Linked DNA regions of Homo sapiens: regions 1, 3 and 4 are each linked to region 2. A link is a contact called in ENCODE Hi-C data. All regions are on one chromosome and are shown on one strand. Each heading gives the region's core, a stretch centred on a gene start or an enhancer-like site at or near the end of the contact. The rest is flanking DNA. Distances are from core to core; before and after follow the strand shown.

The links. A loop is a pair of places that touch in the nucleus more often than their neighbours do. Pooled maps may share reads with other maps.
Region 1: a loop to region 2 is called in a map with no recorded cell type, with 7 times the contacts of the local background. The contact joins the promoter of TTN-AS1 here to the enhancer-like site in region 2. A Hi-C loop is called at or near these places in 3 of 37 single-sample maps with no recorded cell type and 4 of 50 pooled maps.
Region 3: a loop to region 2 is called in a pooled map, with 2.7 times the contacts of the local background. The contact joins the promoter of CHROMR here to the enhancer-like site in region 2. A Hi-C loop is called at or near these places in 3 of 37 single-sample maps with no recorded cell type and 4 of 50 pooled maps.
Region 4: a pooled map shows a loop between it and region 2 (2.7-fold over the local background). The contact joins two enhancer-like sites. A Hi-C loop is called at or near these places in 1 of 168 maps with a recorded cell type or tissue (naive thymus-derived CD4-positive, alpha-beta T cell), 1 of 37 single-sample maps with no recorded cell type and 7 of 50 pooled maps.

What each region holds. Positions count from the first base shown.
Region 1 is chr2:178,521,814-178,524,513 of GRCh38, reverse strand. It overlaps TTN-AS1 (TTN antisense RNA 1), which reads right to left and starts at 1,323. Exons shown (of 7, transcript NR_038271.1): 1 at 878-1,323. RefSeq lists enhancers at 1,296-1,445, 1,122-1,634.
Region 2 is chr2:181,310,720-181,313,419 of GRCh38, reverse strand. All of the region lies in intron 3 of LINC01934 (long intergenic non-protein coding RNA 1934), which reads right to left. Among named protein-coding and RNA genes, the nearest start is that of MIR4437, 6.4 kb to the right of the region's middle. RefSeq lists an enhancer at 503-552. Within about 2 kb of position 1,384, at least 7 of the 41 ENCODE cell types and tissues checked have a DNase peak (open chromatin) inside an H3K27ac peak, as active enhancers do.
Region 3 is chr2:178,412,268-178,415,027 of GRCh38, reverse strand. It overlaps CHROMR (cholesterol induced regulator of metabolism RNA), which reads right to left and starts at 1,369. Exons shown (of 5, transcript NR_110204.1): 1 at 915-1,369. RefSeq lists enhancers at 1-452, 240-499, 1,001-1,200, 1,030-1,605.
Region 4 is chr2:179,020,040-179,022,739 of GRCh38, reverse strand. All of the region lies in intron 2 of CCDC141 (coiled-coil domain containing 141), which reads left to right. Among named protein-coding and RNA genes, the nearest start is that of CCDC141, 29 kb to the left of the region's middle. Within about 2 kb of position 1,424, at least 5 of the 41 ENCODE cell types and tissues checked have a DNase peak (open chromatin) inside an H3K27ac peak, as active enhancers do.

The DNA of each region.
Region 1 (2,700 bases), core at 74-2,573, 2.8 Mb after region 2:
TGAATCTGAGTCCATATTGGCTACTGCAGCTCCAAATTGAGACAGAACAAATAAAGGACCTCAGAACTAAAGAACTATTTTATTCCCAAGTCTAGATCAGTTGTTTTAAAAGCATGGTAGAATGACAGTATATGGAAGACTGACACTATTTTAAATAGTGTCATTCTACTATGCTTTTTAAACAACTGATCTAGACTTGGTAATAAAATAATGCCAAAAATATCTGTATTTGTCCACTTCAATTTGTTAATCATAATTATAAGCCTATGATGTTATTTGCCTAAATTCACCTCCTTAATGTAGGTACAGGTGACCAAAGCTGAAGCAAATGTACTGTCAGTTTTCATTCTCCAGAGAAAAATCCTGGGTCTTCATTAATTTATTCAGCAAGTTTTCCGTCTTAAGTCAGATTCCCTAAAAGCAGAGCCTGAGACGGGGATTCTTGTCTCAGAAATTCTTTGAGGGATTATTACTCTCAGGGAAAAAGGGAATGGGGCAGCCAGCAGATAGGGCAGAGGAAGCAAGCTGAGCACGAATGTGGTCTCAGCAGAAGCCTCAGCCAGATCTCACAGGGAGCTTCAATCGTACCACAGAGTTGGTTCCATCTAGGAGCAAGGGGGCTGACATTTTGTACCCCCTTACCAACCAGTCAATGGCTACAGGCTATAAGCTGAGGGGCTGAGGAGGGATGGAAGAGGGAAATAAACCTTCCCAAGTGAAGAGGGGTGCCTGTTGGCCAGGACAATTCTCCGTGGACTAACGCAGCCAAACAGTGAACAATCGAGAAATCGATGGAAGAATACACATTTCCTGGGCATCTAAGTGATGCCAACAGAACCCACTACATCATCTTACAATGTTAAATGCCTATTCTTACCTTAAAATGAGAGGCAGGACTGGCTAGGTGATGCCTAAGGATGATTCCCAGCCTTGACATGCTGGTATTCTCACATATCCTATCCGTGGCTGATATAGTCTGTGCGGATGAAAATTCCAAAACCGAAGACAGGATTTCGCACTTGCTAAAGTTGGAGCTCCCAGGCGCTGAGATCCAATTTGGGCCTGGGAGAGTGGGGAGGGAGAGCAATCTGCCCAGTGAAGGAGAGCTGCGCTAAAGGCAAGGTTTTACTTCTTTTTATCCCTTAGCGAAAAGCCCACTGCCTCTGAAAGTAGCACGGTGTGGCCACACGGACACATGGGGGAAGTCAGTCAGAGGCGCTCCAACAGAACGGCCAGAAGCCCCTTTCCTGGCTTACCAGGCAGCCTCCTTCCCCTAACTCCTCCAGAAACAGCGCTCCTCTGAAGACGCGGGGGGAGGGTCTTCCGGCCCCACACCCCACCTTCCGCAACGCCAGGAGTGGTTCCTCAGCATTATGGCGTCATTTCCGAGTCAGACCCGCTCTTCTCTCCCCATGTCAACAGAGGGCGACAGGGAGCACCAAGCCGAGGCGTGCTTTTTGGTTCCAATCTACGCCCTCCACAAAACCCATGAGCAAGCTTCACTGTCATCCTGCCCCTTTTTTTTATTCACGTCTATTTTATAAACCCCACACCCTGGCTACATGATCAGCCGAATCATGTTGCAATTACATGTCTGCATTCAAAACCCTGAGGGCCCCGCTCAAATCTAGGAACTGCTGTTTACTAACTTACTTCACCTGGGGCAGGTTACCCAACTTCTCCATTCTTTGACATTCTCGTCCATAAAATGAGAATAACAGCAGCAACCTCACAGTATTATTGTGACGATTAGACAAGTTACTACTTGTAAAACTCAGAACAGCGCTTAGCAGAGCACCCAATAAATACCAGCAATCATTATTCTGTTAGGGACCACAGTACAGAATATTGAAGCTAGGGACTAGAGAAGCAGCACTTTAGAGGGGACCTAGCCTAGGTCTCACTGGTACTCATTAGATGTACGGCAGGCCACCTTTATTCTTGGGCAACCTGTCCCAAGATCCCCCAGTGGAATCCTGAAACTGTGGATAGTACTGAATCCTACAAATACTATGATTTTTCCTTTTTTTTTTTTTTTTTTTTTTTTGAGACGGAGTCTCACTCGTCACCCAGGCTGGAGTGCAGTGGCGCAATCTCGGCTCACTGCAAGCTCCGCCTCCCGGGTTCACGCCATTCTCTGGCCTCAGCCTCCCAAGTAGCTGGGACTACAGGCGCCTGCCACCACGCCAGGCTAATTTTTTGTTTTTAGTAGAGACAGAGTTTCACCTTGTTAGCCAGGATGGTCTGGATCTCCTGACCTCGTGATCTGCCCACCTCGGCCTCCCAAAGTGTTGGGATTACAGGCGTGAGCCACCACGCCTGGCCATGATTTTTCTTATACGTACATGCTGATACGGTTTGGCTGTGTCCTCACTCAAATCTCATCTTGAATTGTAGCTCGCATAATTTCCACCTTGTGAGAGGGACCTGGTAGGAGATAATTGAATCATGGGAGCCGTTTCCCCCATACTGTTATCATGGTAGTGAATAAGTCTTACAAGATCTGACGGTTTTATAAGGGGAAACCCCTTTTGTTTGGTTCTCATTTCTCTCTTCCCTGACACCACGTAAGATGTGACTTGCTCCTCCTTGCCTTCGCCATGATTGTGAGGCCTTCCCAGCCACGTGGAACTGTGAGTCAATTAAACCTCTTTTCTTTATAAATGACACAGTCTCAGGTATGTCTTTATCAGCAGCGTG
Region 2 (2,700 bases), core at 135-2,634:
TCAGACATCTGTATGCTGTGTCTTATGATCAGGAAGAGAAAAGACAATGAAGCTAAAGAGGCCACCCAGAGTAAAAGAACGAAAGAGAGAGAGAGAAAGAGAAAGAAAGAAAGAAAGAAAGAAAGAAAGAAAGAAAGAAAGAAAGAAAGAAAGAGAGAGAGAGAGAGAGAGAGAGAGAAAGAAAGAAAGAAAGAAAGAAAGAAAGAAAGAAAGAAAGAAAGAAAGAAAGAAAGAAAGAAAACCCTGAAAGTTGTTTGTGTTCATTGAAATTTAAGATACGCCAAAGTGCCTCATTGAAAGAGAGAAAACTGTAGAAGACTGAGCAAAAAGCTGGTCTTCCTACTATATAATGTTGAGACTTTTTTTTTTTTTAATGTAAAGTGATTGTAATCACTTGCTCGAATAAAGAAATCTCATCACTCTGGCAACACACTTAACAAACTAAAGAAAAACAAATAATGGAAATCACAGCGTGAGAAAGCTGTACTTGAAATATGCACTTGAGTGTTAGCATCTCTGAACTTTCAGCAGAGTCCTGATTTCGAAGATGGTGACCCAGAGCATGGAGCAGGTGTGAGCCTGGTGACTTTTGCCATGTTCTTTTTTTAGAGTCTGCTGCTGGTATCACTTTTGTCTTTGCCTCTTTAGTCGATTTCCTCATTTGATTGGGTGATTTCTAGAACCTTCTCCAGCTCTCACATTGTTTAACCCTGTACGACAACCTCTTTGGGGTAGCTATAGTGTGACAGGAAACACTAGTAGAGGGGAATTCACCTCTGCTGACCATTGACCCACATTTCCATCCCCGCAAACCACACTTACCCAATACAATTCTCTTTTGCGGATAAACGAGCTAATGATCAGAGAAGTTGAGTAGCTTTCCTTACTCGGCTGAGGGACTGGGAAAGCTGAAAGTCCAGTCAGTCATTTATGGCCCCATAGAACATTTGCTCTCTCTATACCAGCATTAACATTTTATTTGACTTTGCCCAAAATTGTCTATGAAGATCTGATTTAAACAATCTTTAGATTACCAGAAATTCTTATAAAATTCTGATTTCCTCCTTTTGTTGCTGTTGAGCCCTCCATCTGATGTTCTGCTTTCCTGAGACGTGTTTACTTAAACCATTGAGAGTGTATGTTTCCTCAAAGACATATTTCTCCAGAGAAAGGCTGAAAATACTATTTTAAGAAAGCTATCATTTTCTTGAGGCAGGTGGATAAATATATTTATGTCTGCTTTTGTTTTTTACTCCCTATTATCTAAAAACAATACTCCGAGGTTTATGTAAATTAGAGTGAACTTTTGCAGAGGGAAAAGCCTTTGCAAGAAATACCGATTACAAGCTGCAGTTCTCCTCCCTGATCACGCCCCACCCTTAGCAGCTGCTTCTGCTTCTTCTAAGCATCTACATCCAGCACTGGGGCATTTAATCTTCTGGTTTGGAGCTGAACATCAGGGTGCAACCAGCCCTCCTACTATACATATGTAATAGAATTAATACGGATTGGAAATAAAAAGACTAGTCATCCCTCAGGCACTGTACTAGACATTGATGTGAACTAAACAGACTTGGACCTCTCCTGGAGGAGCTTAGAGTATAGGGCAGGATCATCCAGTAGCGTCCCCACACACCTTGTATGACTATTTAAACATAAATTAATTCAAATTAAATAGAATTTAAAACTAAGTTTCTCAGTCACACATTGGCCTAATTCAAAGGCTCAATAGTCACATATGGACAGTGGCTTCCCTAATGGACAGCCCGGATTTTAGAACATTTCCATCAATACAGAAAGTTGTAATGAACAATGCTGGTAAAATCTATCACTAGAAGCATGGAATAAAATCAAGGTTCACCTGCCAGGACAGTAACACCAAGTCAGTGCAGGAGAGAAATCCCCAAAAATGGGTTTTCAGGTTTGGCAGAGAACTTGGAAATAGATGTAAATGTACAGATATGCACATACATACCCAAGTTCAATATGTACCTGGATCTATTTCTAGAATTTCCATTCAGTTCCACTCATCAGTCTTTTTATCATGAGCTGGTGACACACTGTTTAAAAGATTTATAGTATAAAAAGATTTAAGTATAAAAGATTTATACTAGGTTTTAACATTTGTTATAACTAGTTCCCACTTACAGCTTTTCTTTTTAGTGTTTTTTTTTTTTTTTTTTTTTTTTTGAAACAGGGCCTCACTCTGTCACCCAGCCTGCTGGAGTGCTCACTGCCTGGCTCACTGCAACCTTGACCTCCCAGGCTCAAGTGATTCTCCTGCCTCAGCCTCCTGAGTAACTGGGACCACACTTGGTTATTATTATTTTTTTTAATGTTTTGTAGAGACAGGGCCTCACTAATGTTGCCTAGGCTGGTCATAAACTCCTGGGCTCAAGCAGTCCTCTCACCAAGGCCTCGCAAAGTGCTGGGATTATAGGCATAAGCCACCATGCCAGGCCCTATTCTTGTGTATGTATTTTTCTGCATAAACTTTAAAATAAACTTGTCTAGCTTCATAAAAACGCATGTTGATATTTTTATTGTACTTTTCATTTTTTCACATATTTTTGTTTGAAATATTTTTCCATATTTTAACCTGATTTTTTTTTCAGAGTATCTTTGGTTATAACATAGATTGCTATTTTTCTTTATAAAATGCAATTTTGGTAATAAATAATAAATTAATACATCCATGTT
Region 3 (2,760 bases), core at 120-2,619, 2.9 Mb after region 2:
CCCTAGTGATCTAGTCTTATGCCTTCTGGGTACATATTGCATCATATCTTTAAACACATCCAGCTTCTAGAATGGTGCTGTACACGCAGGAGGTCGTTGAGCTTCACCTTCCTGCTAATGACAAAATCAGCAATTGCCTTTAACCACAGGAACTTCAGCCCGTTGGTCACTAGGGGGAGACACACACGTGGTGGGCCTCTCCAGGCTCCTCAAATCCCGCCAGAGTCGCCACTGTGTAGTCTGCCCAGAGAAACCACACCCAGTCTTAGGAAGAGGAAACTGACTGCCATCCATTTCACGCTACTGTGGCCGGCGAGCTCAGAGTGGAATCATTTGCAAGGCAGCTCCTCCAAGAATAACCAAGCCGAGATCTAGCTGATCAACGATTGAATTTAGAGTAAAACTTGACAGAATAAAACTCCCTTCGGTTTGTCCGTACTACCTGGGTTTGCAGAAATGCTTTTCCTTAGCATTTAATTTTGGGACCTGTAAATATAACTGCTTTTTAGATGCATTCCATAATCCTCAATTAACTTACTGCAGTAAAAAGATAATTAGGTTAATATAAACTGCTCCAAGGGGTTTCTGATCAGACTGAATTTTATTTCATTTGAAATAAGGTCGTTGTTTAATCTTGCAAGTTAAATAATCTTGATTTTACGCTGAATAGGGGCCTGAGATAGATGAAAGAAAATTTCCTTTTCATACATGTGAGAAATAAACTGTTTCTTACACTCATATTCACAAGTGTGACCGTTAGTCCAAGTTGAGGCAATTAACATATTTAGGAAGAAAAAAACTTCCTCACAGAAGGATTGGCATTGGCCCTTCTGAACAGTATTGCAAAGTCTGAAGGAAAAACCCTATTGACACCACTTTCTAGCCAAATGCTATAGGACGATATCAATACTTACTGTACTGAGTGGGCATTTATTTAGTTATTTCACAGTGAAGATATCTTTTCTGGAAAATTCCTCATAAGAAAACTGAAATTCAAGCTCCTGCTCGTTCTTCAGCCACCGCTACTCGTTCCTGCTTTTTGTGCCCATAGGTTCTTCTGCCCAAAACAAAAGCTGTTAAATCACCGCGGCGGCGCTGACGTCAGGGAGCAGGGCCGCGAGGCCCCACCAGGTCGCCAATGAAGCCTCCCCTCGGCTCTGCCGGGGGCTTTGCGGGGCGCATAGAGGCTCCCAGGCGGATAGAGGCTCCCAGGCGGAGGAGTCCGGGAACCCCTAAAGACCCTTTAGGAAGCAAGGTCCGGAAAACCAAGCACGAGCAAGAGGCCCCGGGCGGCTGTATCCCTGCCCGGCGAATTCAGAGGGAGCGGGCGCCGCGGCCACCCAAGAGCAACGAAGACGGCGGCGCGGAGGAGAGGATGGGGAGGGGTGTGGGCCGCCCAGAGGCGCGGAAGCTGGGAGCACCGCGCGGCTTAGGAACTAAAATAAATGCTTGTCTGAATCTGCCCCGGGTGGGGGATGAAGGAACAAGGGCTTGGGAGGAGACCGATACATTTTAGAAATTGCCGGTGGGGGAGCCAGGGGCGGTGGCTCACGCCTGTAATCCCAGCACTTTGGGAGGCGTAAGGCGGGCTGATCACCTGAGGTCGGTAGTTCGAGAGAGACCATCCTGACCAATATGGAGAAAGAAACCCCATCTCCACTAAAAATACAAAATTAGCCGGGTGTGGTGGTGCATGCCTGTAATCCCAGCTACTAGGGAGGCTGAGACAGGAGAATCGCTTGAACCCGGGAGGCGGAGGTTGTAGTGAGCCAAGATCATGTCACTGGATGTTATTTGTTAATTTTTTGATGTACACTGCAAGATCACACAAGAAATGAAGCTATTAAGCCCAGGTATTGGGCCTTTTATAGGGGTGTTTTTTCATGGTGAATGGGTAAATATGTCTCTACTTTGTGTGCTTATTAAACAACCCTGACTATGTGGTCTTGAAAGGAGAGATCCTGCCTTAGTTTCGCCTCTCATTAGCCTTATGTGAGAGCTTTTTTTCAGAGACAGGCAACCAGGAATATTTATTCCAGAAGCAGTCATTGCAGTGGAGAATTTGGGGTTTGAATCATAGAAGACAGAACTAGATAAAATCCTAGATGTTACCTCCAATCCCTTCATTTAAAAATTTGAGGTCACCCAGGCCAGGTGCAGTGTCTCACGCCTGTAATCTCAGCACTTTGGGAAGCAGAGGCAGGTGGATCACCTGAGGTTAGGAGTTCGAGACCAGCCTGGCCAACATGATGAAACCCCGTCTCTAATAAAAATACAAAAACTAGCTGGGTGTGATGGTGCACACATGTAATCCCAGCTACTAGGGAGGCTGAGGCAGGAGAATTGCTTGAACCCGGGAGGCGGGGATTGCAGTGAGCCCAGATGGCGCCACTGCACTCCAGCCTGGGCGACAGCGCGAGACTCTGTCTCAAAAAAAAAAAAACAACAACAAAATTGAGGTTACCCAAATTAAGAGAATTGGTAGTTAAGACAGACCAAGATTAATAACTTTTAGACATTTGTAGACCCTAGTTATTGGGGGTGCTAGACTCTTAACACTTTTCCAAGAAAAGGGGTAAATCTTGTGTTTCTTAATTCGGAAGGAAAAAAAAAATCTACCACTTGCAATTTGGCATGGGCCAGAGGCAATATTATCAGTTATATGCCTCTACGGTGTGATATTGAGTGATATACATGGAGAGAATATGGGCTACATTTTATGGTTTACTGTTTTGGGGAAATGAGGCCTTTGACATGCAG
Region 4 (2,700 bases), core at 175-2,674, 2.3 Mb after region 2:
ATGTACAATATATAGAGAACAAAATGACCCTGGTAGACTCACAAAGCAGTTAAATAACAGTGAAGTCACAACATCAAGGCACTATCTGAGTAATTAAGTCCCCAGATGAAAGACACTGATCGTGAAAGTACCATAGACATATTCATGGAGAAAGAGAAATTAATTTAGCTGGAGTGGTTTCATGGGGAAGGTAGAATTTAATACAAGGTTGTGGGAATAAGTGGCGTGAGACGGAACAGTGTTTGGGGCAGGGAAGAGAGCTAGGTCTTCAAGGTAGAAAAGCTGCCTCTTTCCTCGGCTTTGGCTTCATCCTGTGAACAGACGTTAGCTTAGTGCTCGTATTTATTTATCTTTCTGTTTGGTACAAAAACTTCCTATTGTTCTAGCTTTCATCAAGTCTTAGGGAATGTGTTATTCTCTTTGTTGCTATTTTTGTATTTTATTCAAGCATGGTAGAGTTCAGATTCCCCAGTAAAACACACAATGGTATTCTTGATAAGCTTCCAGGACTGTTTTTTCGGTCACTTGAAAGGCCACAGAACTCTGCAAAAAAGGTAGTGAAATCCAAACAAATCCAAGCGTACAGACCACTCCCTCAAACAGCAGAAACTACTATTAATTATTTGGTCCATACACCTGTAGATTATTTCTAATTACATTATTTACTTCATTTAACAGAACAGATATGGAAGAGTCATTTGTACGCAAATATCCAAAAAGAAAAAATTAAGGAGACGCATTTATAAGAATTAATGTTGTAGAGCCTTTTAGATGCATTGAAATGTTTTAAAATACTATCTTTTATTAGGCCTATGCAAAAGAAATATTTTTGGAACAATTATTTTGCAGTAAACTGAGAAGAAAATATCTGATCTGGTTCCATTTACATTATACTTAGTCTCATAATTATAAAGGGACTAAGTTGTAGCTGGCATTTCCATTATAAACAGATTTTATGGTCCTTTAATAAATGGTTCTAGTTTGAAGAGTGACCAAGAAAACACAAATCCTTATTTTTTAAATCCAAATGGACTGATTCAATACAATGTCAGAATTTTCCAAGTTGCTTTTCATAATTTTGTCTCTTTCTGTTACTGTGTATGTCACTGACATTTCCTACTGACGGCAGAACCATTTCATCTTTTACTCATTTGGTTTTAGCACAGGAGCCCCTGAAAATTAAAGAGTTGACACAAGAATTCTCAATTCACTGAGGGCTGTGGTCTAGCTTTCAGTTAGAGGTGATTTCCACTCGGGACAGCTGTGACCCTCAGGTTTTCAGCAGCTCATTAGCTGCAGCTTCTATTTCAAACTGAAGCCAATCAGAATACTAGTTCTGTTATTTGTGTGCCAGTTTGGATTAGGGGCAGCCTATACAAATAGGACAGGGTAACACCCCCTTCAGATAGGCATGGGCAATTAGGTTTGCATAGCTAAAATTAAGTGGTGGTATGTTCATTTCTCTTTCACCAGAAAAAATAGTTGAAGCCAGAAATTCATTATGCCTGTCAGCAGTATGTGTAAACTCAAAATCAAATTCAGCATGGTTTACAACGGAAGGTACAACCTACTTCTTAGTGAAATAAAGGCATAAAATGCCTATAAAAGGAAGTATGTAATTTCCAAAGTATTTATTATCTTATAATTATCTTACATTTTGGTTACTATTAATGATGGTGATTATGCTAAGTTACTAACTTTTATGGAAGACTGAACAGTAGCCAGGTGATGTGCTAACAATCACATGCTAATCAGCCCGCATGTGAGAAAGGATTTGTTATCAACATCAAGGTTTTCCTTACATCCCTGAAATCATACCACGTATTTGCTTATTTATTCCATCAACATTTATGGCTAACCCTAACTGCCATCAGGAAATGTTGAAGCCTGTAGAAATATAAGCATTGCATGTAACTGAGCTGTAACCACTAAAATATCTTCATAGAATCCACATAAAACTAGATTAGAATAATTAACATTACATAAATGCATGCATACTTACTTTAGAGACTGCTTTCATATCATTGTCTCATTTTAGTATATATAATAAGGGCCAGTGTGGTATGGACTCATTTTCACAGGTAAGGGAGCTGAGTCTCAGGGAGATTAAGGGACTTGCTCAGGTTTATTAACTGGCTGAGCTGGGACTCACACTCTGATTAAAATCTCATTTTCATGATCTTTCCATGATGTTGGATCCTGTGGCTTCCTGGCACAAGCTGAGCATGGAAGCCTGCTGCTATCTAGAAATATACACCTGATCCCATGAGAAGTGCTATCATATCACAGCCAACGTGGTCTCATGGGATCAGGTGTATATTTCTAGGTAAGCCTAAGACTGGCCCAGTTCCAGCTTGGAGGATTCTGACATGCAGATCCTTAGTTCCCCTGCGTGGGGCAGTGTTGATCAGCCCAGAGTAGCACTCTGGCACACTGGATAGGAGTGTGGGGACTACATAACTGACAAAGAGTAGGAAAATATTTAGGTAAAATTATGCTTTTGGATTTTAACCCTAAAGCTCCTTACATTGTTGAGTGAGAGAAAAAAAACCACACACCTGTATTTGAAATACACATGCCCGTTCTATGGAACTTTTTGGATTCTACATGACGGTTATAACAGTCTTTATTGCTAATAAATATGAAACTATTTTCTCTTATCTTATCTATCAAATGATCTTTCCAGCTGGGCATAGTGGT